Regions from separate parts of the Homo sapiens genome. Here region 2 is linked to region 1. Evidence: chromatin loops called from intact Hi-C (ENCODE). Cell type or tissue: Calu3. All regions are shown on one strand. Each heading gives the region's core, and the rest is flanking DNA. Links, peaks and the distances in the headings are about the cores only.

Evidence for each region. A loop is a pair of places that touch in the nucleus more often than their neighbours do. Peaks named below come from ENCODE experiments on the same cell type or tissue, not always from the same donor. Only the 100,000 strongest peaks of a DNase experiment are listed, where the experiment ranks them.
Region 2: a loop joins it to region 1, with 2.2 times the contacts of the local background. A loop is called at or near these places in 1 of 110 quality-filtered maps.

What each region holds. Positions count from the first base shown.
Region 1 is chr12:89,228,214-89,244,740 of GRCh38, forward strand. LOC105378255 (a long non-coding RNA gene) reads left to right here. Exons shown (of 2, transcript XR_945169.1): 2 at 1,716-1,797. Among named protein-coding and RNA genes, the nearest start is that of DUSP6, 120 kb to the right of the region's middle. RefSeq lists a silencer at 2,806-3,006. In Calu3, for the core only: no CTCF peak of the experiment used is centred there; a DNase peak (open chromatin) is centred at 9,058.
Region 2 is chr12:89,320,290-89,336,816 of GRCh38, forward strand. No RefSeq gene overlaps it. Among named protein-coding and RNA genes, the nearest start is that of DUSP6, 24 kb to the right of the region's middle. RefSeq lists an enhancer at 5,133-5,636. In Calu3, for the core only: no CTCF peak of the experiment used is centred there; a DNase peak (open chromatin) is centred at 8,632.

The sequences.
Region 1 (16,527 bases), core at 6,359-11,358:
ATTGAGAATAAGATATATTAATGAACTGAAGTAAGTTTGCACAGCTACACAATGACAGAGAAGGGATTTTTAAACCCAAGTCTTTCTGATCCCAGAACCTACATGTGATTTTGCTACTTTGCCTCTTATGAGATAATGTGGATCTGATGCATACACAAGATCTCCAAATGTTTTTTAGCCCCTTTGATTTCTTTTTAAGGATAGTGAGCATTTGCATAGGCACTGCTGAGTGTTTTTGTCAAGGACATAGTACAATCCATTAAGAGAATCCAAGCAAATGAATTTCCAATCTGTCTTCGGTCATTCAGTTCTCTATTCTCCCTATCAATCTAAAGCAGCAAAATCTGATCATTCTTTCTATTCGCCTCTGGAATGTGTTTTTTGTATTTTGAAAATGAGTGCTTCTCATGTTCCAGTAATTCACACCAACTCAAATGTTTTAAACGAAGCCAGACTGTGAAGGAATTTGAGAGGAAGTAGAAAACTGCCAATGATTGCTCCCAACTCATCCCTGCTCACTCCATTCCATGCACAGCTGGCCTGAACATAAAGCACCATCCCAAATTTAGTATAAAATTCATTCTAAAGACTCTTTCATGTCATATCATCATCTAGCTGGATAACAATATGGGCTTTTAATTCCCTTTTCTAAAATTTTACACTATCCAAAAATTAAATCAAAATGTTTCTTCAGAATCTCCTGGTCTCTTTTTTAATTTGATGAAGCTAGCAGCTTGCATCCACTTACCAAAGTGACAAAAACAAGATGAAAAATGAATCTAACTGCTATTTATATACAGCATCACAACATGAGCTGTGTTTTCTAAGTCGGCTGAAAGGGGTGCAATCTTGTTGAGCATGGCCAGCTGCTTTCAAATTTCTTGATAAAAGTTTTCTTCAGGTGATTATCTGTCTTTTGAAGAGAAGGAGCATACTTCAATGCCAATATAGTGTTAACTTAAAATATTTACATGTAACACTCTAAGAGGTTACAATAGTTAACAAAGGAACACTACACAACAATAAAAAGGAGCTAACTACTGATACACACAATAGCACAGAAGAATCTCACAGACATTAAGTTGAGTGAAAGACATGGACTGGGGCCTGAAAAGGGTGGGATTGGGGGGAGGGCGAGCATCAGAAAGAGTAGCTAATGCATGCGGGGCTTAATACCTAAGTGATGGGTTGATCTGTGCAGCAAACCACCATGGCACACATTTACCTATGTAACAAACCTGCACATCCTGCACATGTACCCCTGAACTTAAAATAAAAATTGAAGATTTAAAAAAAACATTGAGTGAAAGAAGCCAGACACCAAAGAATATGTACAGCGTGATTCCATTTAAATGAGCTCTTTCACAGAACTCAAAACTGGTTAACTGGTTATCATAGTGTGGAGGCTAGGAGGGATATTGTCAGGGAAGGGATTGAAGGAAGCTTTGGTGCTGGAAGTGTTCTGTATCTCTATCTGGGTCCTGGTTACATGGAATATATATAACATATATTATATATATAATTTATATATACATAAAGTCATTGAGCTAAGTACTTTAGATTGGTGCTCTTTAAGGCCTTTACTCAATGTACTTTATATTTATACATGAGTGAAAATATTTTCTAAAAAGTTCAGCCTAGTAATATATCAGAAAAAAAGATGAAATGACTCATGCATTGAACTTTACTGACAACTTTGTTTTTTTGTGTTACAGAAACTTCTTTAAATGATACTTACAGACCTGCAATTCCTTATCTGCAGTTATGAAATCCATAAACAAAAAGCTTGAAAACCAACAATTTTCCAACGGACATGAGGTTATTTAACTTATTCCACATTCTACCTAGTACAAATATTCACATGTCTCACTATGGAAATATTAATCTTTAATTCTTGGGTATTGTTCATACCTTCATAGTGGTGCTACATAACATATAGTACATGTACATTATTATCTTTGTGACATTCAGAAGTGTTCCAAATTTCCAAATGCATCTAGTCCAATGGTTTAAGATAAGGATATTGTAAAACTTTATTATTTGAAGGTGCATTTGAAAAGGTCTAACTAGTATACTAACCCTGCGATTTCACAAATATTGCTTAAGATGAGGTTAAATCTATTTAAGTAAACTGTGTGCTGAGTTATCAAAAAAAAAAATTTAAGTAAATTATAAGGTGGGTCACAGCCTAAACTGGAAAAGTGGCACAGGAATAACTAAAGTTTAAGAAACATCCTTCTAGCATGTTCAAAAAGATTTCAACATGTCCATACAAAGGGCCCAGTCACCTACATAAGACAGAGGGAGAAGGCAATGACTTCATTGCATTTTTCCCAGCACCAAACATGACCTTGCAGAGGGTATCATTAAACAAAGGCTTGCTGAATTGAATTGAATCTCCAACATCCTGCATCCTTTGACCTCTGTTATACACCATTCCTGAAAAGGAAAAATGAACTTTTCAAAAAAATAAAGTTTAAGACCTTTGGGAAATAGTCTTTTGGTTTCATTTAGCTGATTGTAAGAAAAAATAGAATTACATCTTGGTTTTTACCTTTTAACTTTAGGGTATGTCTCTATTTGATGCTCTCAAAGACTCAGATAAATCACTAAGTCCCTACTGTTCATTCTGTTCATACAAGAACAAAAATCTTATGAACAACCCACATGAAATTCACCACTGACTCAGGCTTGCTCTGGCAAAAGATTTTCTTTTTTTGTGCTCACTCTACATTGCACCATAACTTTTGAACTACTGCTTTCATATTTATTCCCTTTATTTCCTTGTGTATTCCCCCAAGGAAAGGAACTCATTGTCTGTATTCTGCCCAAATATATTCTGGAAGCACTTGAAGTATTTGCCTCATGCCTCTGTATCAGTTTCAGGGCGATCATAAATCAACAGTCTGTGGACCAAGGTGCTCAGACCAAAAACATGCCTTTGAAAAACACATAGCATCGCTTTCCACAAGCAGCTGCAGCCTCTTATTAATGGCTCAGGAGTCTTTCACACCTCCTTTTAAATCCAGTGCATTTGAAGTAATAAAACAGGGAGCAGTTTATAGACAGGAAATATTAAAATATTTAATTGCTTTTTTTTTTCTTGGCACAAGACAGCCTCAAGCTTTCTATAACACACGAATAAGGGACACCTGCCCATGCTTGAATGGACATGAAACAGAGAATTGCTAAATTGGATACATCTGTGACTAAACCTCTGCTTTTAAACCCATATCAAGCTCATTTCTTTTTATTAGTTCTAACCATTTCCCTCCAATTACCTTTCATTTTCTTATTCCTTCTCCTTGTCCAGGTTACAACAAAACACAAAAGAATAAATTGATATCATACCCAAGAGATCCCCTAATCTATCCCAAACAGAAACGGCATACAACTTGAACCTTGAATATTATTCCCATTGTCCAGTTTTATAACCTAGACCATTAAACCCTTCTCAGACTCTAAATGTTAAGAATACTAATGGAATCACTAAATTTTTTCACAAGCCTCTGTATAGGGCAGAGAAAGGCAGCCTGTTGTCAAGTCCCAGCTCTGTCGATTGCTACTTGAATGACTTTAGGCATGTAACTTTGTTTTTCTGAGCTTCAGTTTCTTCCTCTGTAAAATGGAGATAGCTGGGTGTGGCTCTCACATGAGGTGGTTTTGAGCACTAAATGAGATATCAGTTGTTAAGCATTGGTATGGTATTTGGCACTCTGTGAGGCCACAGTGTCAGTTGTCCTTTTATTATGATCCAATCCAAAAACAATTGTTCATAAAGCAAAAGGAGATATGACAAGCATCCTTCTATAAACAACTAAAAGTAATACAATAGTCTCTTGCTATATTTGTATTGGCTTTTTTATTGCTACATAACACATTTCCACAAACTTATTGTTTAAACAACACCCATTGATTAGCTCACAGTTATGCAGTCAGAAGTCTACCATGGCAAGACTGGGTTCTCTTCTCAGGGCATCACCAGCAGAAATCAAAATGTCAACAGGGTTGAGTTATTACCTAAAGACTCTGAGAAGTGACCTGCTTCCATACTCATGTGGTTATTGGCTGAATTCATTTCCTTGTGATTGTAGTACTGAGGTCCCTGTTTCTTTGCTGGCTGGCCCCAAAGGGGCCTCTCTCAGCTCTTAGATACCACTCTCAGTCCTTTCCCATGTGAATTCCTCCACCTTCAAAGTCCACAAAAGAGAATTTCTTTCATACTGAATCCCTCTAATGCTTCAATTCTCTCCAACTTCTGCGATCATCAAGAAGAAAACTGTGCTTTTAAAGAGGTCATGTGCTCAGGTTAGTCCAGCCTAGATAATCTCCTCATTTTAAAGCAAATTGATTAATAAACTTAATTTCATCTGCAAAAATCTCTCTTGCCATATAACATAATCATGGAGTAACACCCAAGAGCATAGATTATGGGGGCTGTCTTAGGATTCTAGTGACAATAAAATTTTAATACTGAGGGTCAGGATGAAAAAACTTAAATCATATTGTAAGGCAGAGCTAGGAAGAATTGTGGCAACCTCCTAACAACTCTTTCTAGTCTCTATTCTTGCTGCCTTCAAATTCAATCTTCATAGAACTGTCTGTATTAAACATCTAAAGCATATTTTGTAAGCTCCTCATTGCCTACAAGATCAAGTTTAAATAACTTAACCTGACCCACAAACCCTCCATGGTTTGACTGGTCTCTCGAGCCTCTTGCCAATTCCATATTCATGCTTTATGCCTCAGAAACACCAAACTGCATATAGTTTCCCTCATTCACCATGATATTTCTCACCTCTGTGCCTTTATTCAAGCTGTGCTCTCCACGGGGACACCCTCTGTGTTCTCACTACCTCTTTATCCAGGTAACTCCTATTCGTTCTTTAATTTTGCTCAAGTGTCACTTCATTTACTCATTCATTTATCCAAAAAAATAACCGTCAAACATCCACTCTGTGCCAGAGACTAGGGTGTAGTGATACATACCCCAGTCTCTGCTTTCAGAGAGCATGCACTGTAGTTTGGAGCATAGGTAATTCAACAAATGATCACAGTCCAGTGAAAAGTACAGTGACTAGAGGGGACCTGGAGCACCTACAACAAGGAACTTAGCCAAAGTCAGATATTTTCTGGAAGAAGTGACATCTAAACCAAGACCCAAAGCATGAGTAGGAATGGTCAAGTAAATGGGAGGAGAAGGGAAGTTTCCAGACAAGGGAATAGCATCATAATACATAAAAACATTCTGTATCAGAAAGAACATAGGTTTTTGTTTTTGTTTTTGTTTTGAGACAGAATGTCACTCTGTCACCCAGGCTGGAGTGCAGTGGCGTGATCTCAGCTCACTGCAACCTCCACCTCCCGGGTTCAAACAATTCTCCTGCCTCAGCCTCCCGAGTAGCTGGGATTACAGACACCTACCACCACGTCCAGCTAATTTTTGTATTTTTGTAGTAGAGAGGGGGTTTCACCATGTTGGCCAGGCTGATCTCAAACTCCTGACCTCATGAGATCCGCCTCGGCCTCCCAAAGTGCTGGGATTACAGGTGTGAGCCACCGCACCTGGCCAGAACATAGTCTTTTGTTTTTGTTTTGTTTTTGTTTTGAGACAGAGTCTTGCTCTGTTGCCCAGGCTGGAGTGCAGTGGTGCAATCTCGGCTCACTGCAAGCTCCGCTCTCCCGGGTTCACGCCATTCTCCTGCCTCAGCCTCCTGAGTAGCTGGGACTACAGGTGCCCGCCACCACAACTGGCTAATTTTTTGTATTTTTAGTAGAGACGGGGTTTCACCGTGTTAGGCAGGATGGTCTCCATCTCCTGACCTCGTGATCCGCCTGCCTTGGCCTCCCAAAGTGCTGGGATTACAGGTGTGAGCCACCGTGCCCGGCCGAACATAGATTTTTTAAGAGAGTCAAAACAGCTCAACCTGACTGGGGTATGGAGTGTTGGAGGCAGTACAGGAGCTTTCCCTTGGGCAACGTGGAGCCAGTGAAAAGTTTAAGGTTAGATTTCTGTTTTAGAGACAGCTCCCCTAACTGGCCTGCAGATAATAGATTGGAGGAGGGACTGACAAGAAGAGAAGAAACCAACAGAGAGGTCTGGGGCAGTCATCCAAAGCAGAGAGGAGAGTGACTGGTTTTATATAGGGGCAACAGAGATTGAAAGAGATGGACAGATTTGAGAGAGAATGCCACCTACAAGAACTTGGTGATGAATCAGATGTTAAGGATGAGGGAGGGTGATGTCCATGTTTCTAGCTTGGGCAACAGGGTGGATGCCAGTGTCTGTCACTGACAATGAGAACATGGGTGGAGAAGCGGTTTTGTGGGGGAAGATAATTGTTGCCACATGGCTTCTGGGATAGCCAGTAATTTACAGAGACTATTTCAATTCTTTCTAGCCCACCTGTATGATTCAACTACATTAAGCAAGAAAAGAAGCCCATTTGTTGAGTGTAGGAGCAAGAAGGGAGAATTTAGAAATGGCACCAGTCACTTCTTCCCCTAATTATCCACCTCTTGGCCCAAGGTAGAAGATTCTCATCATATGGGACTTCTTACTCAGCCTCAGTGAGGACAGAGGAGAATGATGGTGATGACCATTCACATTAGCTCTTTTCTCTGACAGCTGAGCTCTTCCCCCAGATATCTGCCTGGCTCCCTCCCTTCTTGGCTTCGTTCAGGTCTCTGCTTAAACGTCACCTGATTAAAGGGGACTTACCGACCACACTTTATAAAGAGAAAAATCTTTCTCCCACACCCCAGCACTCCCTCATTTGCTTTATTTTTCTCATAGCACTTTTCACCACCTCACAGAATATGTGTGTGTGTGTGTGTGTGTGCATGTTTCTGCTTTAGAAGAATGTAAGTTCCAGCAAGGGCAAGGACTTTATTCACTACTGAATCTCCATCTCTAAAACAGTATTCGGCACATAGTGAGCACCAGTAAATATTTATTGAGTGGATGAATGCAGGAATAAAGTCTGATGCTCAGAAGATTGATCTTGGCTGAAGAAAATTATGTGGAAATCATCAGGATAAAAACGGTATTACAATCATAATAGACAGGCTTTCTCAGGAAGAAAACACAGAGTTACAAGAGATCTCTGGGCAATTCCAACATTTACCAATCCTTAAATGATGAGCTGTAAAGGAAGAGCCTGCAAAACAATGAGAAGGCAGAGGCAAGGAAGGAGAGGGAGAACCAGAAAATTAGGGGAGTCAGAGGAACCAAGGGAGGAAGCTGAGCTTACAGAAAGTGTCAACAGTGGCAAATGCAACCAAGAAGACAAATAAGGAAAAGGCTAGAAAGTTTCCGTTGTATTTAACAACCAAGATGCCATTATTGACCTGGGTTGAGAGCAATTTGAGGGAGAGGTCAAGATGAGGGCCAGATTTTAGTGGACTTGGGACTGAAAGGCAAGAGAGAAAGGATAAAAAAAAGAAGTAGATGAGGGAGGTAGCTGGAGGGATGCTGGACTAAGAAGAGGGATTTTTCTCAAGATAGTGGAGAATTGAACAAATTTAAAGGTTGGTGGGAACGACACAGTAAAGAGGAAGAGGTTTAAGATAAGAGAAAGCAAAAAGATAATCAACACCGGGAGATCTCTAAAGTACAGGAAGGGAGGTTTCCTTCTTCAGGAAGCCTCCTCTGACCTCTGCCTACCCCTCCTCCTCTCCTTCCTCCATACTGCAGAGCTGGTGTCAAGTGTGCTTAGGTCTATTACTGTGCTTATCCAGGGGAATTGTAACTCGGTTTATGTCACTGTCATGCCACTAGGTTATGAGCTTAATTAGGGAAGGGATGACTTCAGATTCACCTTTTTATCACTAAGAACTAGCACAAAATCTGGTACATAAAAAATAATAAATATTTGATGAATGAATGAATGGATGAAAGAAGCAATAGACAAGCAGACACATGGACAGACAGACTCAATAAATATATGTATAATGCCTACTGTGTGCCCTTGCTCTGGGCTCTGATAATTGACCAGTGCACAAAACAAAACCCATGAACAAGTGAATTGAGGAAAGGACATGAAATTGTGGAAGAAAAAATAAAAACAGTCCAATGAAACATCATGAACCAGCACTTCATAAATTCAAGAATGTTGAGGTTTTAGAAGGGACACCATACTTCTTCACAGCCAATTTCTTTCACGTGGGAAGAGAGGATTTGCTTACCATTTATAAAGATTGAGTATAGCCTTGTTCCCTCATTTCCTGTTTCTCAGGATACTTGTAATCTATGAATCACTTGCTTGAATTTGCCTTTCTCTACAAGCTCTCAAAGGTGGGTTGCACTGTTGCCAGTTTTTACCAAGAGAGATGTATATCCAAGCTTCCAGGGTACAAAGCCCTGACTGTGGTTTACTCCAATGTGCCTTCCCACTCAGGATTTCAGTCATCCTTATGTTCTCCTACCAAGAATAAAGGGAAAAGATGGGAACACACATATGGACATTCCCCTGTAGTCAAGCAACCACTAAGAGCAGGGTATTCGGGGATATTGCTCAAACATTTCCAAACACGAATGTCTATGTTTGAATTATTAGTGCACATCCAGGAAAAACCCAGACCTCACAGACAGGAGTGATTGAGGCACCAACACACAACAACACTACCGTGATGTGATGTCAAGAAACTATTCCAGGTCACTTATGCAAGTGACAGAAAAGTCACCCAAACAAACATATAAAGAAACATGGCAGTCTCTGTGCAGCATTTAAGAATCCACATTGTAAAGACTCTTGGATATCAGATGCTAATCAAACACTCATTTTTTCTCTTTCCTTACTTCCCTTACTGTGGTCAGATTTTCAAAAATAAGAATTGAATCCTTTCTTGACTCTTCTTACTCTGAAACTCAGTTCCTCATCTTGGTTTGGCCCTTTACTTTTATCCAGTTACGCTTTTCTCCCAATGATATTATCCAATTGAGCAATCACTTCTACATAGATTGCTCTCAATTCTTTGGCCATGAGCTCAGACCTGTATTGTAATCTTCTAGCCGGATATCTGGATGTTTCTCCAATACCACAAAACAAACATGTTCAAAACCAAAGTCATCCTCTTCCTCCACAAAACCAGTTCTTCCACTTGACTTTCCAGCTTCTATTAATGGTGCCACTGTTCTACTGGCCAGAAATCTCAATCATCATTGACTCTTTCCTCTCTTTTATCCCTCCCTCTCGTCCATTCTTAAATTCTACAGCAAAGTTATCTAAGACTCATTTCTAATATTTCACTCCCATTTATCCTCCTTAATATTCAACTTTTTGTTTTATTTTCACTACCTCCACTCTAGTTCAAGCTCTTATGTCGTCTCACCTGGACTATTGCAAACACTATTACTGGGAAAATAACATTCCATAATCTGATAGATTTATATTCAAACTCTAGTTTTATTTCTTTCTAGGTGTGTGGTCTTGAGCAATTTTCCCAAACCCTCTAAGCTTCAATTTGCTCCATTAAATGGTGGATCATTTCAGGAGTATATAAGACGATGTAAAGTTAAAGCATTTAGTATATAATAGTTCAATGGATCAATTACTATTCCCCTAAAAAAAAGTGTTCTAATCATGTCCTTTCCATATTCATAAACCTCAAATGACTTCCTTGTTTCTACAAAATAGGACCCAGTTATTTATCTGCCTTCTACAACATCACCCAAGCTATTTTTCTAGCCTTCATCTCCCAAACTGGCGTTTTCAGTCTTCCCCAAACACACCCATGTGTTTACTCTGATGATCTTTACAACTGATACAACTTTCCCATTAATCTCCACCAGTCAAAATTCTACCATCCTTTTAGAAACAACTCAAATGCTACTCCCTTTGTGAGATCTAATTCTGATAATCAAATATGATTTCTTCTGCTTTTGAATCTCCTTTGCTTTCTTGATATTTTATTATAAAATTTGTCATATTTGTATTCATACTAGTCTCATGTGTGTCTTTGTTTTATTCTAAGTATGGGACTGTGAGCTGTCTAACTTCCTGTCATCTCTAAAGCCTAGTACTTTTCACTTATTTAACGCACAGAAAATGAGCTAAATTGATTTTAAGGACGTATCCCTGGAAGAATAGCATTTATTTATCTGTTAGAATACTAACTTGACAAGAGCAATCATTTTTTTATTATTTTAATCAATGATATATCCCAAGCTCTTAGAACAATGATTAGAATATAGTGAGTGCTCAAAAACTATCTTTTGAATGACTTTATAATCCAATATTATCCTTTAAGCCAAGAAAAAAATCCCATATAATCCAATTCTTTAACGTTATGCCAATTAGCAACACCTAAGCTCTCCAGAGTCTTATATTGGGGACATCATATCATTGACAGGAAGTGGGCACCAAGTGTCCACCCAGTGAGAGTACCCAAAGAAAGAGAGCCCTGTCCACTTCTACATGGATTGCAGCCTTCTCTACAGCTGCCTGATCCCTTCCAATTACCCAACATGCATCTTTCTATCTGGCTTGGACACTGGGCCTGCGCTTTGGCAGGGGCATAAATTAAAACCCAAGAGAACAATCACAGGAACACTGGCCTCTGAAGTCAAGGCCAGCCAGCAGTATGATGCAGGCACCGAATGTCACCTTCCTTTCCTTCAGTCAGAATCCTAAACCACTTGCCAGCCAAGCCAGAGACAGAAAAACACTGTTAGGCTGTTGGCCAAAATCCCCAAGCAGTCCACAGACATTATTTTGCTAACTCTGACACAGTTTTAAACTGTGCCTATATAGATCCAGCCTGTTCACTCCCTACCATGGTAGCTGGGGGAAAACAACAAGTGAAGAGATGAAAACCTTAAAGTCAAACAGACCTGGCTCTGAATGCTGGCTCCACCACCGACAGGCAATGCAGTTGTGGATATAGTTTCAATCTCCGGGGCTTCAGATTTCTTATCTCTAAAATAATACCCACCTTATAGCATTGTTATAAGAATTAATGCTAATATATGTAAAGCAGCAGGCACCTAGCTATCACTGTTGGTGTTATTACTATTATTAGACTAGAGATCAAAGAGAATAATCACAGGGATTAAGCCAGCTTTCCTAACACAATCCTAAGAATTCATCTTGACCAATTCTCTTGAATATGGCTCATTTTGTCCCTTTAAAGAATAATGCTAAGTTTCTAAGAAAAATAATCAAGGAAGGATACTAAGCATCTAAAACCCAACTGATGATAAAAACCTTCACATGAATTTTCAGAACTTATCTTTGCTATCCCTGGCAGAAAGTTTATGGGCTTGACCTCATTTTCCCTCATCCCCTGAACCTGAAGACTCTAACAGTGCCCTTGAGGTCTCTATACCTCTACGTCACTGTCATCTACAAGGGTCCACCTCTTCTCAGCAGTTTGCCTTCACTCCTTAACATCCCTTCATCAGCCTTGTCTTTCCTTGGCCCCCCCACCCCCCATCACACACTCCAGACTCCTTCAGCCACCCTGCCGCCTCCTCCACCCTTACTCACACCCACTCTCACCTTCATTGCTATGACTGCCAGGCCCTAGAGAGAGGAGTGAGGGGTAAAAGAATGAACTTCTTTTGTTTACAGCAACCACAACCTGCCAAAAAAGCCAGCAGCTCTACACCTGCTCAACTGTCACCCATTGTTTTTACTCTACTGACTGAAAATTAAAGTCCCTGGTCTGACTGCATCTGAAACACATACTTTCTAAGGTTTATTTTGTATCCTCTACCTTTTTAATATTTTTAAATTTTTTATTGTTGTGGTTACATAGTAAGTATATATATTTATGAGGTACAGGAGATATTTTGATACAGGCATGCAATGCATAATAATCATATCAGAGCAAATATATATAATTCAATCATATAATTATAATATATAATTTAATTATACTCTTAGCTATTTTTAAGTGAACAGTTAAATTATTTTTTAATATAGTCACCCTACTGTGCTAGCAAAAACCACATCTTATTTATTCTTTCTATTTTTTTGTACTGATTAATGGTCTCCCCTGCACCTCCACCCTCCAACTCCTGACTACCCTTCCCAGCCTCTTACAACCATCCATCTATATTCTATCACTATGAGTTCAATTGTTTTAATTTTTAGCTCCCACAGGTAAGTGAGAACATGCAATGTTTGTCTTTCTGTGCCTGGCTTATTTCACTTAACATAATGACCTCCAGTTCTATCCATATTGTTGCAAATGACAAGGTCTCATTTTTCTATGGCTGAATAGTACCCTCTTGCATATACGTACCACGTTTTCTTCATCCATTATTCTGTTGATAGACACTTAGGTTGCTTCCAAATCTTGGCTATTATGAATAGGGCTACAATAAACATGGGAGTGCAGATATCTCTTCAATATGCTAATTTCCTTTCTTTTAGGTATATATTTAGAAATGGGATTGCTGGATCGTATGGTAGTTCTATTTTTACTTTTCTGAGGGACTTCCAAACTGTTCTCCATAGTGATTGTACTAATTTACATTCCCGCCAACAGTGTGTGAGGGTTCCCTTTTCTCCACACCCTCACCACCATTTGCTATTGCCTGTCTTTTGAATAAAAGCAATTTTAACTGTAGTGAGATGATATCTCATTGTAGTTTTGATTTGCATTTCTCCAATTATCAATGATATTGAGCACCTTTTAATATACCTGTTTGCCACTTATATGTCTTCTTTCGAGAAATGTCTGTTCAGATCTTTTTCCCATTTTTAATTGGATTACTAGACTTTTTCCTATAAAGTTGTTTGAGCTCCTTATATATTCTGATTATTAATCCCTTGCCATATGGGTAGTTGGCAAATATTTTCTCCCATTCTGTGGGTTGTCTCTTCACTTTGTTGATTGTTTCCTTTGCTGTGGAGAAACTTTTTAACTTGATGTGACCTCATTTGTCCATTTTTGCTTTGGTTGCCTGTGCCTGTGGGGTATTACTCAAGAAGTCTTTGCCCAGTCCAATGTCCTGGAGAATTTCTCCAATGTTTTCTTTCAGTAGTTTCTTTTAGTAGATTGTTTGAGATCATAGATTTTGTAAGTCTTTAATCCATTTCTATTTGACTTTTGTATAAGGCAAGAAAGGATCAAGTTTCATTCTTCTGCATATGTACATACAGTTTTCCCAGCACTATTTATTGAAGAGACTATCCCATCCCCCAATGTATGTTCTTGGCATCTTTGCAGAAAATGAGTTTACTATAGATGTGTGGATTTATTTCTAGGTTCTCTATCCTGTTCCAGTTGTCTATGTGTCTATTTCTTTTTATGTTGGTACCATACTGTTTGGTTACTATAGCTCTGTAGCATAATTTAAAGTCAGGTAATGTGATTCCTCCTCTAGTTTTGTTCTTTTTACTTAAGATAGCTTTGGATACTCTGGGTCTTTTGTGGTTCCACATAAATTTTAAGATTGTTTTTTTCTATTTCTGTCAAGAACTTCATTGGTATTTTGAAAGAGATTACATTGAATCTGTAGATTGCTTGGGGTAGTATGGACATTTTAACAATATTTATTTTTCCAATCCATTAACATAAATATCCTTTCATTTTTCTGTGTCTGCTTCAATTTCTTGCATCCATATTTTATGGTTTTAACTGGAAAGTCTTTCACTTCTTTGGTTAAGTTAATTCCTAGGTATTTAATTTTATTTGTAGCTATTGTAAATGGGATTACTTTCTTGATTTCTTTTTCAGATTGTTCATTGTTGGCATATAGAAATGCTACTGATTTTTGTATGTTAATTTTGTATGCCGAAACTTTACTGAATTTGCTTATCAGTTCTAATAGTTTTTCAGTGGAGTCTTTAGGTTTTTCCAAATGTAAGATCATATCATCCGCAATCAAGGATAATTTGACTTCTTTCTTTACAATCTGTATGTCTTTTATTTCTTTCTCTTGTCTGATTGCTCTAGCTAGGACTTCCAGTACTAGGTTGAATAACAGTGTGGACAGTGGGAAGCCTTGTCATGTTTCAGATCTTAGAGGAAAGGCTTTCAGTTTTTTCTCTATTCAGTAGATACTAGCTGCAGGTCTGTTGTATATGGCTTTTATTATGTTGAGGTATGTTTTTTCCATACCAGTTTTTTCAGGGTTTTTTTTTTTAATCATAAAGGGATGTTGAATTTTATCAAATGCTTTTTCAGCATCAATTGAAATGATCATATGGTTTTTGTCCTTTATTCTGTTGATATGCTGTATGACATTGATTGATTTGTGTATATTGAACCATGTTTGCATTACTAGGATAAATCCCATTTGGTCATGATGAAATATATATATTTCTTGGAGTCTCCATTGTACAGGCTGGAGTGCAGTGGCACGATTCTCAGTTCACTGCAACCTCCATCTCCCGGGTTCAAACAATTCTCCTGCCTCAGCCTCCTGAGTAGCTGGGATTACAGGCATGCTCCACGACACCCAGCTAATTTTTTGTAGAGATGGGGTTTACCATTTTGAACAGGCTGGTCTCAAACTCCTGACCTCAGGTGATCCACCCGCCTTGGCATCCCAAAGTGCCGGGATTATAGGCGTGAGCCACTGTGCCTGGCCTGAATGATCTTTTTAATGAGTTTTTGAATTCAACTTGCTAGTATTTTGTTGAGGATTTTTGCATAAATATTCGTTAGGGATATTGGCCTATAGTTTTCTTATTTTTTTGATTGTCTTTGTCTGGTTTTGGTATCAGGGTAATATTGAGAATGAGTTTGAAAGTGTTCCCTCCTCCTCTATTTTTTGTAATAGTTTGAGTAGAATTGGTATTAGATCTTTAAATGTTCAGTAGAATTCAGCAGTGATGCCATCAGATCCCAAGCTTTTCTTTGCTGGAAGCCTTTTTATTACACCTTTGATCTTGTTACTCATTATTGGTCTGTTCAGGTTTTAGATTTCTGCACGATTCAATCTTGGTAGGTTGTATGTGTCTAAGAACTTGTTCTTTTCTTCTAGATTTTCCAATTTATTGACAAACACTTGCTCATAGTAGCCACTAATGATCCTTTGAATTCCTGTGGTATTGTTTGTAATGTATCCTTTGTCATCTCTGATTTTATTTATTTGGATCTTTCTCTTTTTTTCTTAGGTAGTCTGGCTAAATGTTTGCCTATTTTGTTTAACTTTTCAAAAAACAACTTTTTGTTTCATTGATCTTTTATACTGTTTTCTTCATTTCAAATTCCTTTATTTCTGCTCTGATCTTTATTATTTATTTTCTTCTACTAATTTTGAATTCAGTTTGCTCTTGCTTTTCTAGTTCTTTAAGATGCATCATTGGGTTGTTTATTTGAATTTTTTCTTATTTTTCAATGTAGGCACTTACAGCTATAAACTTCCCCCTTAGTATTGCTTTTGCTATATCCCATAGATTTTGGTATGTTGGGTTCTTATTATCATTTATTTCAAGACATTTTTCAATTTCCTTCTTAATTTCTTCATTGAGCATCTCCTCCGAGCCACAGGTCACCCAGTCTACATCATTTCTCATCTGTCAATCACACCACCTCTTAGCTCTTGTGTCAGTCTCCAGGACAACCATACTTCAGCCCCATTTCCTTCTGATATGCTCTGCTTAGCCCAGTGATTCTTCTAGGCAGCTAGTTCTCCTAAATTACTACATTGCTCACAAACACTTAATGGCTCCCATTGCCACATAAAATCCAAACTCCTCTGAGTAGTCCATGAAGCCCTCTGTGATCTCATCCTCATCTCTTGCCACATGCTTATGGCATCCTAAGCTAATCACCAAATACATCATGCTGTTTCGTGTCTTCATACCTCTTATCATGCTGCTCTCTCTGCCCAGAAAAGGAACATCCTTCCTCACCTACCTTCCAAAACTGAAAACCTCTTAGTCCTCTTTCAAGAATCTGCTCAAGCCTGACCTCACCAGCTAGACTTGCCACCTTCTTCCTTTCTGCCCCCACTTTTCCTCTTTCTCTTATTTGCCATTGTATCTATCACACTGAATGGCTTTTGTTTATTTCTGCCTTAACTCCTAGACCATGAGCTCTTTGATAGTAGGAATCAAGTCGTGTTTACCTATGAGTTCTTAGTACCATGCCAAATGCCTGGCACATAGTGGGTGCTCTATAAACATTTATTATGTTGATCTTTCCTAATTCTTTTAGGGACTCTTTTGACAAGAACCTCACTTAAAACTAAATCAGCTTGAAAAGACCAATATCAAAAGATTTATTCCTGCTTTAATTGGTTAGAGTATAATTTCACATTCCAGGAACCCCTGAAATATCTTTTTTTTTCATATTTTTTTCTTAGAAAGTCATTTCATTTTGCCAGTTGGAACAAGCCTAGAAGTTTGGTGTTTTGTTTTGAAACTGAAAATTGCTTTAAGAGGCACTTTGTGCACTTGGACGTGGTTGAGAAGAGACCCACAGAGATGATTAAAGGCTGAAAAACAGACTAAGAAAACTGGAAGAGAAAGCTAAAGGCAATTTAGTAATCAACGTCAAGCATATGAAAGGTTGTTATTACCAAGGAGGGTGACAAGCCCATGCTGTTCATACCCTCTAAGGGGA
Region 2 (16,527 bases), core at 6,157-11,156, 92 kb after region 1:
TTTTTTTTTTTTGCCGAGATGGAGTTTCACTCTTGTTGCCCAGGCTGGAGTGCAATGGTCTCCGCTCACAGCAACCTCCGCCTCCCAGGTTCAAGCCATTCTCCTGCCTCAGGCTCCGGAGTAGATGGGACTACAGGCATGCACCACCACACCTGGCTAATTTTGTATTTTTAGTAGAGACGGGGTTTCTCCATGTTGGTCAGGCTGGTCTCGAACTCCGGACCTCAGGTGATCTGCCCACCTCAGCCTCCCAAAGTGCTGGGATTACAGGCGTGAGCCACCGCGCCTGGCGGTTTCTTATTCTCTAATAAGTCAGTTTAGTTTGCTTCAAAAGGTGGTCTCCAGGTTCCCAGCAGCAAGGAAGCAAACCTGAATGTGCAAGTACTTCTCAAATATCTTCTGCGTCATGGTTGCTAATGTCTCATGGGGCAAAAAATAAGCCACATGGTCAAATCCATATACAAGGAGTAGAGAAATAAACTCCTCTGTTTGGTGGAGAAGTGGCAAGTCACATGGCAAAGGGGCATTTGGATAGGGATGGAAGGAATGGTCATAGCCTTCTTTGCAAAACATCTACTTAGCTACTGCTGTGGCCACAGTAAAAACTGAGATGAGCATTCCCAGCTGAGCTCAGCACAGATTGCTGACTCACACAATTGTGAGCAAATCAATGATGGCCATGTAGGCCACTAACTTTTGGGGCCCTTTTTTCTACTGCCAAAGCTAACTGAAACAATTTCTGAACCCATATGGTAGGTAAAAGTTCCAAAATTTTCTCAGTTTCCTTTTTCAAACTCATCTTTTTTTTAATGCTGATGAATTTTAAATTAGAGACATCACGTGACTTTCCCCACAATTTCCAATAGGCAAGATGGAAAACAAAGGGTGGTTCCCACATGGAAACCAAGTATAAATTAGAAACTCTACTTGAAAACTGGGGCATGCCTCTCTTGCCCCCATCCACACCCTACTCACCAATGAAGAGAAGGAAGAGAGTTTTTATGGAACAATCACAAAAACAAAACACATGTTTGGCTTAGAAATTTTGTAGGAGAAACTATGCCATGACAGACAGCAGCACCTGATACTGGACTTCCCAGCCTCCAGAATTGTGAGCCAATGAATTTTCATTCTTTGTAAATTACTATCAGGTATTCTGTTATAGCAGCACAAAACAGACTAAGACACGCCTTCATCCTTAATATGACATATTAAGTCATGCCTTCATCCTTAATATGACATATTAAGTCATGCCTTCATCCTTAATATGACATATTAAGACACACCTTGATCCTTAATATAACATATTAAGTGCCATATATGTCATATATGACATATTAAGTGCCAAATATAATATGACATATAGTGCCAAACCATAAGCTATTCATGTTCTTATAAAAGTGCTCAGAATTCATAGGACAGGTTACAGGGCAAAGACAATGTTGGGAAACAAGAGAAGTTGGCAACTCTGTTCCTAGTTTGAATTTTAAAAGAAAACATTTCCACTTTCCCTGCTTGCCATTACTTAAACTGCATTTCCAAACTGGTTCTTCATCAGAATGTAGTAGTATAAGTGCCAATACAGATTCTAGCACACTTGGGTTCTAGTTTTGTTATTAACTAGCTGCTTGACCTCAAACAAGTCCTTTGATACCTCTGGGTCTGTAACTTCTCAGCTAATGAACTGAAAGGGTCAGACTAGGTGACCTTTCTAAATGTTGGTCTTCTAGAAATTAAATGAAATAGCTGCCCCAACTTTGTACCAAGTACTCTCGGAAAGCTGGTCAGTGTAGAATTGTGGCCAAAAGTGTGAACTTTGTTATCAAAAAGAATCATTTTCAGATTCAGCTCAGAATTAACTAGCTGTAATATATTGGGCAAGTATCTTAAATTCTCAAAGTCTCAGTTTTCTCATCTGTAAAATGAGAACAACAACTGTATTAGGATGTATGAATTATGAGTTAACGTATAACATATGTTCAGCATATGCCTGACACATTAGCAAGTGCTCGGGAAATGTGTCTTGTTGTTGACAAGAACCTAAACCATGTCTGTTAATCCTATCCGTGCTGTCATAAAGTACATAAGTCAGGTCACATGTTCAACAAAGAGATCCTAAGTTTACTCCCCTCACATTTGCTTGGATTCCCCCTCTGCTTAAATGTTCTGGGAACAAAGCAAAACTTAAACATCTAAACACAACAGAACATTCTAGATTCACTGTTCTCCCTGCCCAAGCTATTTCATTTCCCTTTTTTAAAACTCCTAATTTCAAGCCCAAGGAAGAAAAAGTTTCAAGACCTGGGCTTAAAAGAGATGGAGGAAAAAAAAACAGGACATATAGATGGACTGGTTTCTTCTCCAATTTGTGAAGGAAGTCCTAGCCCCAGCTCCCAAAGTAAAGAATGTCTTCCAGACATCTGATTGAAACAGGAAACTTGCTTTAACCAGTAATTCTGGTCTTTCTGTCTTTTTCCCTCATGTGCAAGGTATCAAAGAAGCAAATGATGCCTAAAACATCAAGATATTTTTATTCTCCACCTTAAAACACCTGTATCCATTCACAAACTGAGAAGTAACTGAGAGCATATTTAGGCAGAAAAACTCTGCTTCTCAATCTTTCAGGGTCCCCATTACGTTGCTAAAGATAATAACAAAACAACAATAATAATGCAGGGGTTAAGGGATAAAGGGAACGCTCATCACCCTAAGTCAGTAGACCCAGGAAAGAATGTATACAGAGGCAGGGCTAGGGCAGAAGAACAAATGAATGCTCACATATCAAATAAATAAATAATTCAAAGTTAAAGAAAGAAGTGAACAAATGGCTAAATAAAATATATTTTATTCTCCTGCTCTGATAACTATATCTTCTTAATAACAAGAAAGGTCAAGTTCAAATTCAGCCTCCTTGGACACTCCAGAATTTCGCACTGGAACATGGTGACATGGGGAGATCACTCCCTGATCCATGCCCCCTGCTTCCCCACTTCCATAACTCCCAGGTCCATCCCACAACACAAGCAGCCTCAAGGGCATATCTGGGGGTAGTTCAGCCAGCCCTTGGCCATCCTACAGGCTAGAAGTGCTCAAAAGTGGGACAAACTCAGAGAAGGAACCCAGTCGGTATCTGGAATCGAGCCTGGGAGTTCCAGTGTCCTCAGTATCTGGAACATGGTCTCAAAAGAGGGATTGGCCTTCAGATGGGTTTGTCCCCTTAACCTCTCAGGCTCTTTCCCCCTTGCATCCCAAGGAAGGTCAGGCCGGGACTCCTCGAGGATGGGGCCCAGGCCAGGGGCACCTCTTCCTTTGGTCTCAGGGCAACACAGAATAGACCACAGCCTTTTCCCCAGAATCATCCCAGATCTTAGTCCCCGGGGACTGAGAGATCCCTCTGCATCCCTTCACACTCAGACAGATGGCCCATAGAAGTTCTCTGTGCTGTAACTACTTTTAGGTGACAACTGTCCTCCCACAACCTTAGCCATAAATCACTAACAAATGTCAGGCAACCAACTTCTTTCTAATGTCTCATTCCTGACATTATTCTACAGTCTGAAACCAAAGCCCAAGTTTCTCATTTTCTCCAAATTCAGAGAGCTTGTCTTTTTTTGTTTGACATTTTATCCTGCCCCTGAGTGCTTACTTTCATTTTCCCCGCAATAAAAAAAAAGATGATGATAATGATAGATAGATAGATAGATAGATACATAGATACATAGATAGATAGATAGATAGTGAGATAGATAGATAGATAGATAGATAGATAGATAGATAGATAGATACCACATGCACACAATGACCATCCTAAACTCATTACTTCTCCCCATTTCCCATAACATCAGTAGACTAACTCCCAGTTCCCCTTCTTGATTAATAATTACTCATACCTAACTTCGCATCTTTATTCCTGGGCCCTGGTTATTTCCTGATTTTATAAATATTCCCTTTTCTTTGATATTATCCCTGCCACTAGCCCTAAAACTAAAATCAACTCAACCAAAACCACCAGTGTCACCATTATCAGCCGTTGTCTCTCCCTCATCCACTCCTCATCTGCTTTCTCTCTTTCACTTAGAATTACATTATATGTGTCTCTCCTTTGTCTATTTCTCTCATATTTCTCTGTGCTTTCTGATATAACCCTCCTCTTTTCTAAGCAGTACCATCTTCTCAACCAGCATTTGCTAAGAGCCTCCTTCCATATAGGCAGTGTGAATTGTCACCAGGCCAAGGCACAGCGACTTCCCTCAGGCCCCAGGATTATTTCTCTCTTGCAATCGTCCTTTTATTATCTCCTACCCCAAGGCAAGGCTAGTTCTAGAAAGAGCGGGGTGAGCAACAGGGCAAGCTTCCTGGGCGTGCAGCCTGTGCTTCATGCACCATGAGCTTAGTTTACTGTTCTGATGTCACTGTCCTAAAGTTCTTAATAATTCTGTCTTTGAGCCTTTGTTTTTTAAGCAAAAACCAATGGGGTAATGTGGCATGTAAATGAGCAAAGGAGAGACCCACACTGCGCGTGTCCATCGTTTATTACCATTCCATTCACATAGAGCATTTGCAATGCCCCGTAAGCCCAGAATTCTAATGGATCTACAGTTTGGGAGATTAAGACAGAAAGTGAATACAAGGCAAGCATGTTACATCTATGACTGAGTAAGTGGGGGTGCTGACTACACTCTACATTCTAACCAGAACTTGCTTCTAATGTAGGAAGAAAGCAATGGCATCCTGAGAAGCCTAAACAACCAAGGAAACTTATCCTTTGTTATTCCTAGTACTTTGCTGTTATTAGCCAACCACTTATCCTGAAAATGATGATACAGAAAAAAAGGAAAGATGGAACAACCAATAGTTCCTTTTCCTTTTAGTTCTTCCTTACTCATCAGTAAGCACAAGGTAATGTTGGTAGAATGTTGCATAGCAAGAAATAAAAACAATTGAATCAATTTTGTGTAGCATTTCTTCTGCTCTGGTAAGAACTACATATGCATGTATTAACTACAAAACATGGAATGTATAATCTAATCGATTCGCATACAAGTACAAGATTCCTATAGTTGCATTTAAAACTGGCATTGCACAATATAAAGATGAATGGTAAAATTCATGCTAATAATTTTAAATGTGAATGCTTCTTTACTTAGAATTATATCAAATAGCATATTTAAAACACCATTACAAGTTGAGAGCCAGCTGCAGAAGGATGGAAAAAGCCTTATATTTTAGGACCTTCAACTGTACCCTGTTTTTCCAGCAATTTGAACAAGAGGCCCCACATTTTCTTTTTGCACTGGGCCATCCGAGGTATGTAGCCATTCCTGGTGAACAATGAAAAGAGATTGAGTGGGATCGAGGCTGGGATAGAAGGGGTCAGAGCTGGGCCACAACCCAGCAGGGTGCAGGCATTTGTCTAAATGCTCTTTCAGATACCAGCACCCCATACTCAAACCCCTCAAGTGGTATTCTGTCTCACTCGGAGTTAACACCAAAATTCTCACTGTGACTCTATCCCACCAACACTCCCCTGCCCACCTCTCTGATCTCCTCTCACCTCCTTCCTCAGCTCCAGCCAGGCTATCTTAACTGCATTTCTTCTAGCATGACAAGTATTCTCCCAACTTAGGGCCTTTGCACATGCCAGTGCCCATCTCTAGAACTGCTTTGCCCACAAATATCTGGAGCACCTACTTCCTCAATTCCTCGGGTATCTCACCAAATGACACTGTTACAGAGAGGTGTTTCTTGATCACCTTATATAAACTAGCAATACTTTACTCATCTTTCTTTATTTCTGCCTCAGCACTTTTCACCAACAAACCTATCATGTATTATTTGTTTCTATCTTTATTCTTGGTCACTTCCACTGGAACGTAAGCTTCATGAGCGTGGGGGCTTTCTCTGTTTTATTCACGGCTATGTACTCAAACTAGGACAGTGTAAATATTTGTTGAATGAATGAAGCTATACACTTCCTAAAGTCATTTAGATTGAGATAAGAAAAGCTTATATAAAATGGAGGCATAAAGCTGGAGGAGCTTTCCTATTACAAAATAATCTCTAACTTGGATCCACAAATGTTGCCTGATGTCCCAAGTCAGGAAGCATTCTGTTTAAGGAAATATATCCAAACTGGGCGCCAAAAATCCTGGGGCTGGGAGGGAGGAAGTGGCCCCTGCTTTTAATGAGCTGTGCAATCATAAGCGATAACTAGAACCTACTAAAAGCTCACGTTCCTCAGCTATAAAATGAACATGATTTAATAATACCTGTCCTTCTTATCTCACAAGTTTCTATGTGTGATAAATGAGATAGTAAATATAAACATTTTGCAAGGCTGAAATGTTAAAGAAATGCTAGGGAATCCTATTTGCCCTGCTAATTAAGGAACCAGTGTGTGGCAGGGAGAGGGAGGCCTGGTGGAGGGGAAAACAGGGCTGTTGGGCCATTTAGCCGAGAATAGTATTTCCAGAGAATGGAATGAAAGAAGCAATGCAGAACAGCAGATGCGGGCTCCTGTTGATCTTTCGCAGGGTGACCCCCATACATCTCCCATTTGACACGAATGTCACCGAGCCCAATTAGAATTAGCCTTTCACATAACATTCAAATTCCTGGACTTCCGAGGACAGCCATATAAGGGAGGAACAGCCACAGCAGATAAGAGGAGAGGAATGGAGAGGCAAAAGGTTACAGAAAAAAAAATGGAGATTTTGACATTCCCCCACACAAAGGACAAGATGTCTCAACAAACCCTAGAATTTTGGAAAAGATTTAACTAAAGAATATTTATCCAAGTGGTAGGCCCTTCTTTTTCCCAGCATTTCTGTGTGTGGTGGGGTATTTATTGTTATTATTATTTGTTTGTATTTCCAGAGTGTATTTTTATGTGTTTGGTTTTTATTTGTTTTGTCTTCTATTCATTGAATTTTTCATTTCCTTTTGCTGCACTCACTATGCAAAGCTACTCTGTGCCCCCCAACTTGTCAGCCTAGACACAGAGCAGAGCTCTTCATGTCAGGGTGTTCACTTCCACTAGAATATATTTTTAAAATTCATTTTCATGCTAATGATGCCCCTGCAAAGATGGTGAAGTGTGGAAAATCAAGTTGCACATGATGTTAAATCATGAAACTGAAGCATTTTTAAGGTTCCCTAAGATGCTTTAAATGAGCCTTTTTGGTAATTTCAGGGCTCCAGATCACTTAAGCAGAACATTTTTTAAATAAAAATAAAAATTCTTTGATGTGTACCGAAGAAGGGAGGTAGAAGAAACTGTCAAAAGTGGGCAGCCTGACAGCTCTCCTGACAAGGGAACCCCTGCACTCTATTTTTAAACCGACCTGTGTAATTTAGGAGAGAAGTCACCATGTCTCCTGATAAAGGTTTTGGGGGCGGCTGGTGGATAAGTTTGCAGTGCTGGAAATGGCAGTGCCACCCACACTGAGAAGGCAGAGCTGCAAGATTCTGCCTTTTAGTAGAACTGGAAAAAAAAAACAAAAAAAAAAAACGCCAAAAAGTGTGCATTTCCTGAGTAAAATGGAAGCAGCCTCTAAAAGAGAAAATGCAGAGGCCCCCCAGATCTTCTGAAATTGGTGTGAATGCCACCTTATTGGTGTCAGTAACAAAGAAGAGAGGTTAGTGATGCAAAGCTTAACTGAGTGGCATGGAGAAATATTAGTCATGGGCATAAATAAATACGGTTGTTTAATGTCATTCCATTGAGAGAGATGGCGCAAACCTGATAGTTTCAACAACGCCTCCAGTACTCCAATAACTGGTCCTTAGAGGGATGGTGAAGACGGAGATTCATCTCCACAAACAGAACACAAAATAATTTGAGTTATTTAACCTCTGAGTTGTATAATCTGAGTTATTTAACCTCTCTGAGCTGTAGTTTTCGTCGTCTTTAAAATGGACTGTAGCATTGTGCCTTGCAGGGTTACTGTTAGAGTTAAATAACAGCACAGAGTAAGCAACACTTAACAAAAACACAGGGAAAAAACTCATGCCCTGAGCATCTGCCAGACCTTGAATTGGTTGGAAGGGCTCTCAGTACGAGGAATTAGAAGGGGTTTTCTTGGAGGCACCACATTATTCTTCTTTGGCAATCAAATAAATGACCCAGCTGCCTCCTCCAGCTTCTGGTTAGACCAATGCCTGGTCCTGAATCAAGATCTGACAAAGACCAGTCAGTACCTCTCCCTCAACACCCACCATACTCACTCTCACTCTCTCTCTCTCTCTCTCTCATTCTCTCTCAGGCCACAGCCAAAAGCACACTCTGTGCCAGTGCCCAGCCTTGGGCAACCGACCCCGACATGGGCCCCGAAAGGCAATTGTTTGACTGAATAGAGCCTCTTATTAAAAATTAATTTCTGTCAAACCCAATTGCATACGAACACAGCCTCATTGTGATCACTACCGTGACTTCTGGAAACAAACATAAGCCCTACTGTTGCCAAAAGCAAGGGGCAGTTTAGGATAGTTCTGAGTCTTGATCTATGAATGCAGCCAGCAGATTCCCTGAGGCTCACAAAGGCATTTGTCCCCTGGAGGACAGAGACCAGCTCCATTTTCTACTGCCCCTCCATGCCCCACACCCACTCCCTGGGGCATAGTCATAGAGACCAGTGAGCATGCTCCTTAGTGCAAACACACACACACAAAATACAAGTTCCGCCACTTCTAAGGGAGTGTGCTTGCCCTTTAAGAGCTTAGGGTTTCTCCTCTGTAAGGCTAAAATAATGATTAACACCACTACCTAACCCACAGGGTCGATGTGGGAGATATGAGATAATGTAAGTAAAAGCATCTGGAATACAGAGAGCAGGTGCTTAATAAACAGCCATCCTATTCCCATAACATCCTGCCCTGGGTATCCCTCTATGGGATATTGTCTTCTACAATGTTTCTTCTAAATTTAGAGTACTAAATGGGGATGGGAGTCATTTTCTTGATAGCAATGGGTTGAAGAAAACAGAGACCTCAAGTTAAAATGCTCTAGATCCAATTTACGTATCCCACACATCTCTAATAAACTTTGATTTTTCTCTTCTACATGAATTGTCTCTTCTATTTCCATATCATGAGATCAAGGAGAATCAAGAGTTAGAGGTGGAAAGCTTATCATGTCCTCCTCTTCCCCCTACTTTGCATATTTTCAACATTTTTGCCATTAAAAACTTGGACCTGACATTGCATGAACTTCTAATATGGTGCAGAGATGGCTAGCTTTTAAAACGAGTGCTACCCTACTGATGGAGAAAGAATAAAAATAGTAGCCATGTCCAGTGAGATGAGGGTAGCGAGTCTGAAAGAGGGCAATCAAGCAATAGGGATCAGTGTAAAATGTGGGAGGCTGTTGATGCAGTCATTCCACTTTCAGGAATTATTGAAAGGAAATAATTAATGAGGCAAAATCAATAACTTACATGATACTATTGCTGATCATAGTAAATGACTGCAAAGAAGCTAAATATTCTAAAATAGGAAGTTGATTATATAAATTATTAGACATTCATACAATAGAAAACGATGTAATAAAGTTGTTTTTAAAGATGAGGTAAAGCTATGCTCAGTTAAATGGAAAGACATTCCATAAATTGTTAAAGTTTGTGGGAAAAAAAATTTGTTGCAGAAAAACATATGAATATAATCCTGCTTATGTAAAAATATAAAAATATATGTTTCTATATATTTATGTAAGCATTTTTTAAATCCTAAATATGCTTTGTCAAACTTTTGAGTGGTTATCTCTGGAAGGAAGATTATAAGAGGGCATTTTTTTTTTTTTTTTAGACGGAGTCTCACTCTGTCGCCAGGCTGGAGTGCAGTGGCACAACCTCGGCTCACTGCAATCTCCGCCTCCTGGGTTCAAGGGATTCTCCTGCTTCAGCCTCCCAAGTAGCTGGGATTACAGCCACACACCACCACACCCAGCTAATTTTTGTACTTTTAGTAGAGATGGGGTTTCACTATGTTGGCCAGGGTGGTCTCTATCTCCTGATCTGGACCTGGAGATCTCCTGATTATGTGTCTGGAGTCCCAGCTACTCACCCACCTCGGCCTTCCAAAGTGCTGGGATTACAGGCGTGATATAAGAGTACTTTTAAAAAACATTTTATAAATGTAGGCATGGTATGAATTGTGTAACTTAAGCCTCTACACATTTATAATGACCCAAACAAATTTTTTTAAAGCATGTTGCAAAATTTAATCTTTCTCATCTACAAAATTTTTAAAATTTGAGAGTATATAACTAATAATACAGTTTCAAAATATACAAAACAAAGCTTGGTGAAATTAAAGGGAAAGACAGACAATTCAGCAATAGAAGTCATAGATTTAAACATCCCCTCTTTGCAATTAATAGACCAACTAGACAAGATGTCAGTAAAAATATGGAAGATCTAAACACTGTCAACTAATTACAACTAGTTGACATTTATAGAACAATATACCCAACAACTGCAGAATACATATTCTTTTCAAGTGCCCATGATATGTTCACTAAGATAAACCATATGATACACCATAAAACAAGTCTCAGTTATTTAGAAGTATTGAAATTACACAGAGTTTGCTCATAGCCACCATGAAGGTAGATTGGAAATCAATAATTAAATGTCTAGAAAAGTTCTAAATGTTTAGAAATCAAATAGTACAATTCTCAATAATCCAAAGGACCAAGAAGAAGTTACAAGGAAAATTAGAAAATATTTTTAGCTGAATAATAATGAAACTATAACATCAAACTTTGTGGATGCAGCTAAAGCAGTGATTAAAGGGAAATTTATAGCTTTGAATGCTTATCTTAAAAAAAAAAAAAGAAAAGAAAGAAAGGTCTAAAATTAAGTATGTGAGCTTCCCACATTACAAGCTAGAAAAAGAGCAAAGTAAATCCAAAGTAGAAGGAAGGAAATGTTCAAATAAGAGCAGAAACCAAAGAAATGATAAGAAAACAAACAAACAAACAAAATTAGCATAAGAAAAGGGTTCAGAAGAGCTTTAAGATCTCTTTCTCCAAAAAGTTCTGTAATTCTAAGTGCATTTAGCATATCAGATTCCTAAAGACTTTCTTCCTATCTCTGGGTGAGAAACAAATGTTTATTTAGCAAACATTTGTTTATTTGCTTGTTTCTTTTAGGCAAAACCCTAAAAGAAATGATATAAGACATATACCATTCGTACCCCAGAAAATAAGCAAGTACAGTAGGCCATCCATATTCTGAAATTTCTCATCCATAGATTCAACCAATCTTGAATCAAATATATTCAGTAAAAAAAGATTAAAAATAGCCAGGCGCAGTAGCTCATGCCTCTAATCCCAGCACTTTGGGAGGCCAAGGTGGATGGAACAATTGGGCCCAGGAGTTCCAGACCAGCCTGGGCAGCATGGCAAAATCTTGTCTCTACAAAAAATACAAAAATTAGCCTGGTGTGGTTGCATGTGTCTGGAGTCCCAGCTACTCAGTAGGGTGAGATGGGAGGATCGCCTGAGCCTAGGGGGGTGGAGGCTGTCTTAAAAAGAAAAAGAAAGAAAGAAAAGAGAAAAAGAAAGATTAAAAATACACCATAACAACTATTTATATAGCATTTACATTGTATTAGGTATAATTAGTAATCTAGAGATAATTTAAAGTATACGGGCGGATGTGGATAGGTTATATGCAAATACTACTCCATTTTATATAAGGGACTTGAGCATCTCCAATTTTTGAGGGAACTATCTGAGGGGAGTCCTGGAACCAATCCCCGAAGTATACTGAGGGATGATTGTATACATTACCTATCTAATGATATGCAGTGACTTATTAAGAGTCTAGAAGCCGGGCATGGTGGCTCACGCCTGTAATCCCAGCCCTTTGGAGGCCGAGGCGAGAGTATTGCTTGAGCCCTGGAGCTTGAGACCAGCCTGGACAACATTGTGAGACACTGCTTCCACAATAAATACAAAAGTTAGCCAGTCATGGTGGCACGTACTTGTGGTCCCAGCTACTCAGGAGGCTGAGGTGGGAGGATCACTGGAACCTGGGAGGTCAAGGCTGCAATGAGCTGAGATCACCCCACTGCACTCCAACCTGGGCGACAGAGTGAGACCCTGCCCCCTCCCCCTACAAAAAAAAAAGAAAGAAAAAGAGTCTACCAAGTACAGGGCACTGAGCTTTCCATATGCATTTCATTAATATGCACAGTGCTTCTATTTGTTCATGCATTCTACAGATAATTATTGTAGTGCCAGGCACCATCCTAGGTGATAGGTCAACGTTAGTATTTATGAGCTAGGTATTACTGCTCCTATTTTATAGTTGAGAAAACTGAGTTTCAGAGAAGAAAAGTAACTAGCTCAGCATCACAGGGTATTGTTAAGCAAAAATGTCCAACCTATCTGAAAGCCTAGTTTTTAACAACTATGCTACATGAAAAGACACTAAGCCACAAAGATGAAGGCACAGAGTTGAGCCAACATCTATAATAGAATATGAGAAACTATACAATGGCAACAAAGACAAATTGCCTTGGGACCATGTTAAATCAACTCCTAATCTTTTCAAAGAATTCAGAAAGCTTCTGAGAAGAGGTGACTTTTGAGCTAAGACTTGAAGAAAAATTTGTCAAGAACGGTAGTAAACACATCATCACATTTAAAGTGTACAATAACCCTGAAAAAAATAGCATTATGGTTCTTTCACAGAAGAGAAAACTGAGGTCAAGAGAGATGAGGGGCTTGCTCAGAATCAGTCAGTTACTATGGTATATGCCAATGTCCATGCCAAGCATTTCACAGCCATTGGTCTCCTGACAATCCTGACGTTTAGGCAGCACCACCACTAACATTGTTGCCACTTGGTCTTGCCTAGGTCTTGGCAATAGCTTGTGCTTTAGTGGTGAAGCTGAAATATACACCCAATTCAGCCTTACTCCCAGACCCAAAAAGTAGGTTCTGTGAAAGTTTTCTTGCGTATGAATCCAAGTCCTGGGTTCTAAAGGGAAGAGTGACCTTAGGAAAGAAAGAGATAAAATTAATTTATTTAGGCACATGTCAAGAAATTCGCTCAGTCTGACCAGGCACAGTGGCTCACACCTGTAATCCCAACACTTGGGAGGCTGAGGCAGACGAATCACTGGAGCTCAGGAGCTCAAGACCAGCCTGGGCAACACGGCGAAACCCCATTTCAACAAAAAATACAGCCAGGCGTGGTGGCATGCACCTGTTGTCCTGACTACTTAGGGGGCTCAGGAAGGAAGATCAGTTGAGCCTGGGAAGTCAAGGCTGCAGTGAGCCATGTTCACGCCACTGCCCTCCAAGCTAGGTGACATATGGAGACCTTGAAAAAAAAAAAGAAAAGAAAAGAAAAGAAAGAAAGAAAGTGAGAAAGAGAGAGGAAGGAAGGCAGGAAGGAAGGCAGGAAGGAAGGAAGGAAGGAAGGCAGGAAGGAAGGCAGGAAGGAAGGAAGGAATTCCTTCTTCCCACCAAAACAAATCTCCAGTGCACCTAAAATAAAAAAAAAAAAACAACCTAAAAATGCTGATTATCACTTCAAATTAAGGAATAGGCTTCAAAACATTTTTTTAAAACCTCACTTCTCCCCACCCGTCCCTACAGGTTGATTTACGCACACTTCTTAAGCCAAGTCAAAGAACTGGCTTAACTCTAGTTTCCCTTAGAAAGCATGACTCCAGGCTGCCTGAGCTTCCTCTGTCCTTTTGTGACCTCCTGATGACCTGGGAGTTCCACCCACTTTTTAGGGCCTCTCGGAGCCTTGAATCTACACATCAGTGGGATTTAGTTTCCCTTTTGCTTTAATGACTCCTCAGAACCTTACTCATGTAGCAATCTCACCCACTTCCTTTCTTGTTTCTCTGGTCCTTATGGGCTATAGCCCACCTCTCCTTCCCATGCAGGCAGGTTCTCAGGGACAATGGTGATTTATTTATTTACAGTTCTCCTTATATTTTGTTTGGTTAGCTTTTATTTATTTCTTTTTCTCAGGTGGGGGAAAAAGCTAGGTTATGTCTTTGGGTGTCAGCTAGTAATCTTTCACTTTTCTTCCCATGTAACCACCCCCACCCGTTTTTTTTGTTTTGTTTTGTTTTTTGTTTTTTTTGTATAATTATAGGTTTCACCTCATCAGACAGTTAGACTTTAAATTGGTCTATCTTTAGGCTGAAGAAATCATCTTGAAAATTCAGAATCAATACAAGAATCATGGTACTAGATTAGTATCACTAAGACTCAACATCTAAAAATGAAATATTTAAAAATATATACATGTTTTGAAAAGAAAGAAGAGGAACAGAAGAATTGGAAAATGTTTGACTCAACTAGCTCATGCATGTACCTTTCCTATCTGTCCTCCAAGGAGTGAGGGAAAGACTTTGTTAAGAATAACCACCATCAGCAAAACCCCACAATTCTGAAGCTCAACCACACAAAATGCAAAGGGATATTTGGCATAGAGGAAGTGAACTTCACAGAAATTGCATGTGGCCGTGCAAAGAATTCTGCAAATTTAACATATCACAAAGAATGTACTGAACAAATTTTGTTATGAGTTTTCAAAAGCCTCTCACATCTCTCAATGGTCTCCAAAGTAAACACATCTCCCACACTGTAGCATCCATTACTATAGTTTTGAGTTTCTGCTCTGAAATGATGCAATCTTCTACTCAGGACGGCTTCGTAAATATCTTTCCCAAATGATGGAGAAACAGAATTCAACTTCACTTCTTTCATTCCTCAAAGAACATGTCATGCAGGGCTGCACGTTAGTGGCCATCAACCAGGAAATATTTCGTAAACAGAATTTGTACTCCATTTATTCTGAGTTTACTTTTAGAAGCCACTTATCTCTTTTAGAAGAACTTCCCTTGCCAATCACCTTTTGGAAAAGGCCTGGAAGAGACACTCCCTGAGGACGTGCAGAATCCTAGGTCAACAGCATATACAGTGGAAATAAATAACTAAAGTATCTACATCTTAGGATGGTCCCTTTCCTTCCTAAGACAATCAGTCTTTTCAGAGCAATTGAAACACATATGCAGGTGTACACACATGGACGTGGGTGTACACACACACACACACACACACACATTGCAATATCTCCTCTAGTACATTCTTTGATATGTGACCATTACTTCTTCTCTAATAATTGTGATTAAAACTCCCAAAACAAGGAATGTCTTTGGAGATGGAAAGGCCACTAAAATTCATATTGTTCAATGCTCTCATTTTGCAAATGATGATGCTGAGATCCAGTATGTTAAATTTATCCCAAAGAATTTATATGCTCCTAGAATTTTCAGATAAGATTAGAGTTTCTCCTTTTGAGACCTCTTAGCGGAAAGATCAAAGGCTCTGAGGTCAGCCCAGCCCGGTTTCAAATCTCAGCGCTACTGTTTACCACTTGGAGATCCTAGATAATTAATCACTCTAAGCCTCCATTTTCCCATCTACAAAATGGAGATAATAAGAGCTGAAAGAATCCAGAATATAACACTGTGAAGAGTTTTCTTCTAAACATTCGTTATCTGCTTAAAAGCAGAGCCTCCTAAAAGAATTCAACTGTTAAAACTCCCCTCCCAGGAGTTTTGTAACCAGGAAAGATTGAAATCACCTAAACAGGCATTGTCACAAAATGATAGTATCTCCCATCTATTCTCCTACAGGCCTATTTATCTTTCCTACAAGTCATTTGTTTTCCTATAAGTAATCTTCTCCCTCTCTCCTCCTTCACCTATTCCTTCACCCTCTCCTTCACCCAATTCTAAGCACCTCCTTGAGTCATACTTTTTGGTAAATTCCCAAGTACTTATGTGAATAAAAATACATGTTTTCTCTTGCTAATCTATCTTTTGTGAGTTTAATTTTCAAGCCTCCAAAAGTTAAACCTAAGAGGATAGAGGAAAAAGTTTCCCTCCCCGACAGAGCTAACATGTATTAATTACTTACAACAATCAAGGCCCTGTTCTAATCATACTGAGTGTATTAATTCAGTTACTTCTGACCATGTCTTTTTTTTTTTATTTTTATTTTACAGATAAGGAAACTAAGGCACAGAGAGGTTAGCCAACTTGCTTAGCGTCAGACAGCTAGTAAGTGATGGAGCCAGAATTTGCACCTAGCCATCAAGCTCCAGAGCCCTTGTGCTTAACCACTGTGTGACAGTAACCTTACCTCGCAAGAGGGTACTAAAGATGAGATGAGATCATCTGCACACAGCTTCCAGCCTGGCACAAAGGAAGGGCTCCATAAATGTAGATGCCATTTTGACCATTAGAAAACCATCTGTCAATCTGCTGTTGATAAAACCAGGGTGTTTCCCATCTCTCATCAAGGGATTAGAGTAGCGCAAAGACTCTAACCTGTAAGCAATGTAACTAATTTGTGTTTTCATTAGCCACAGCTTAATGGCCGGTGTGGAGGGTATTGGAGTTCCAGAAAACAGACAAGGACAAGAGAGCCAAAGGATAAAAATCTATCAGAGGTATCCAGCATCATTCAATCGAACTTAACCTTCCAGT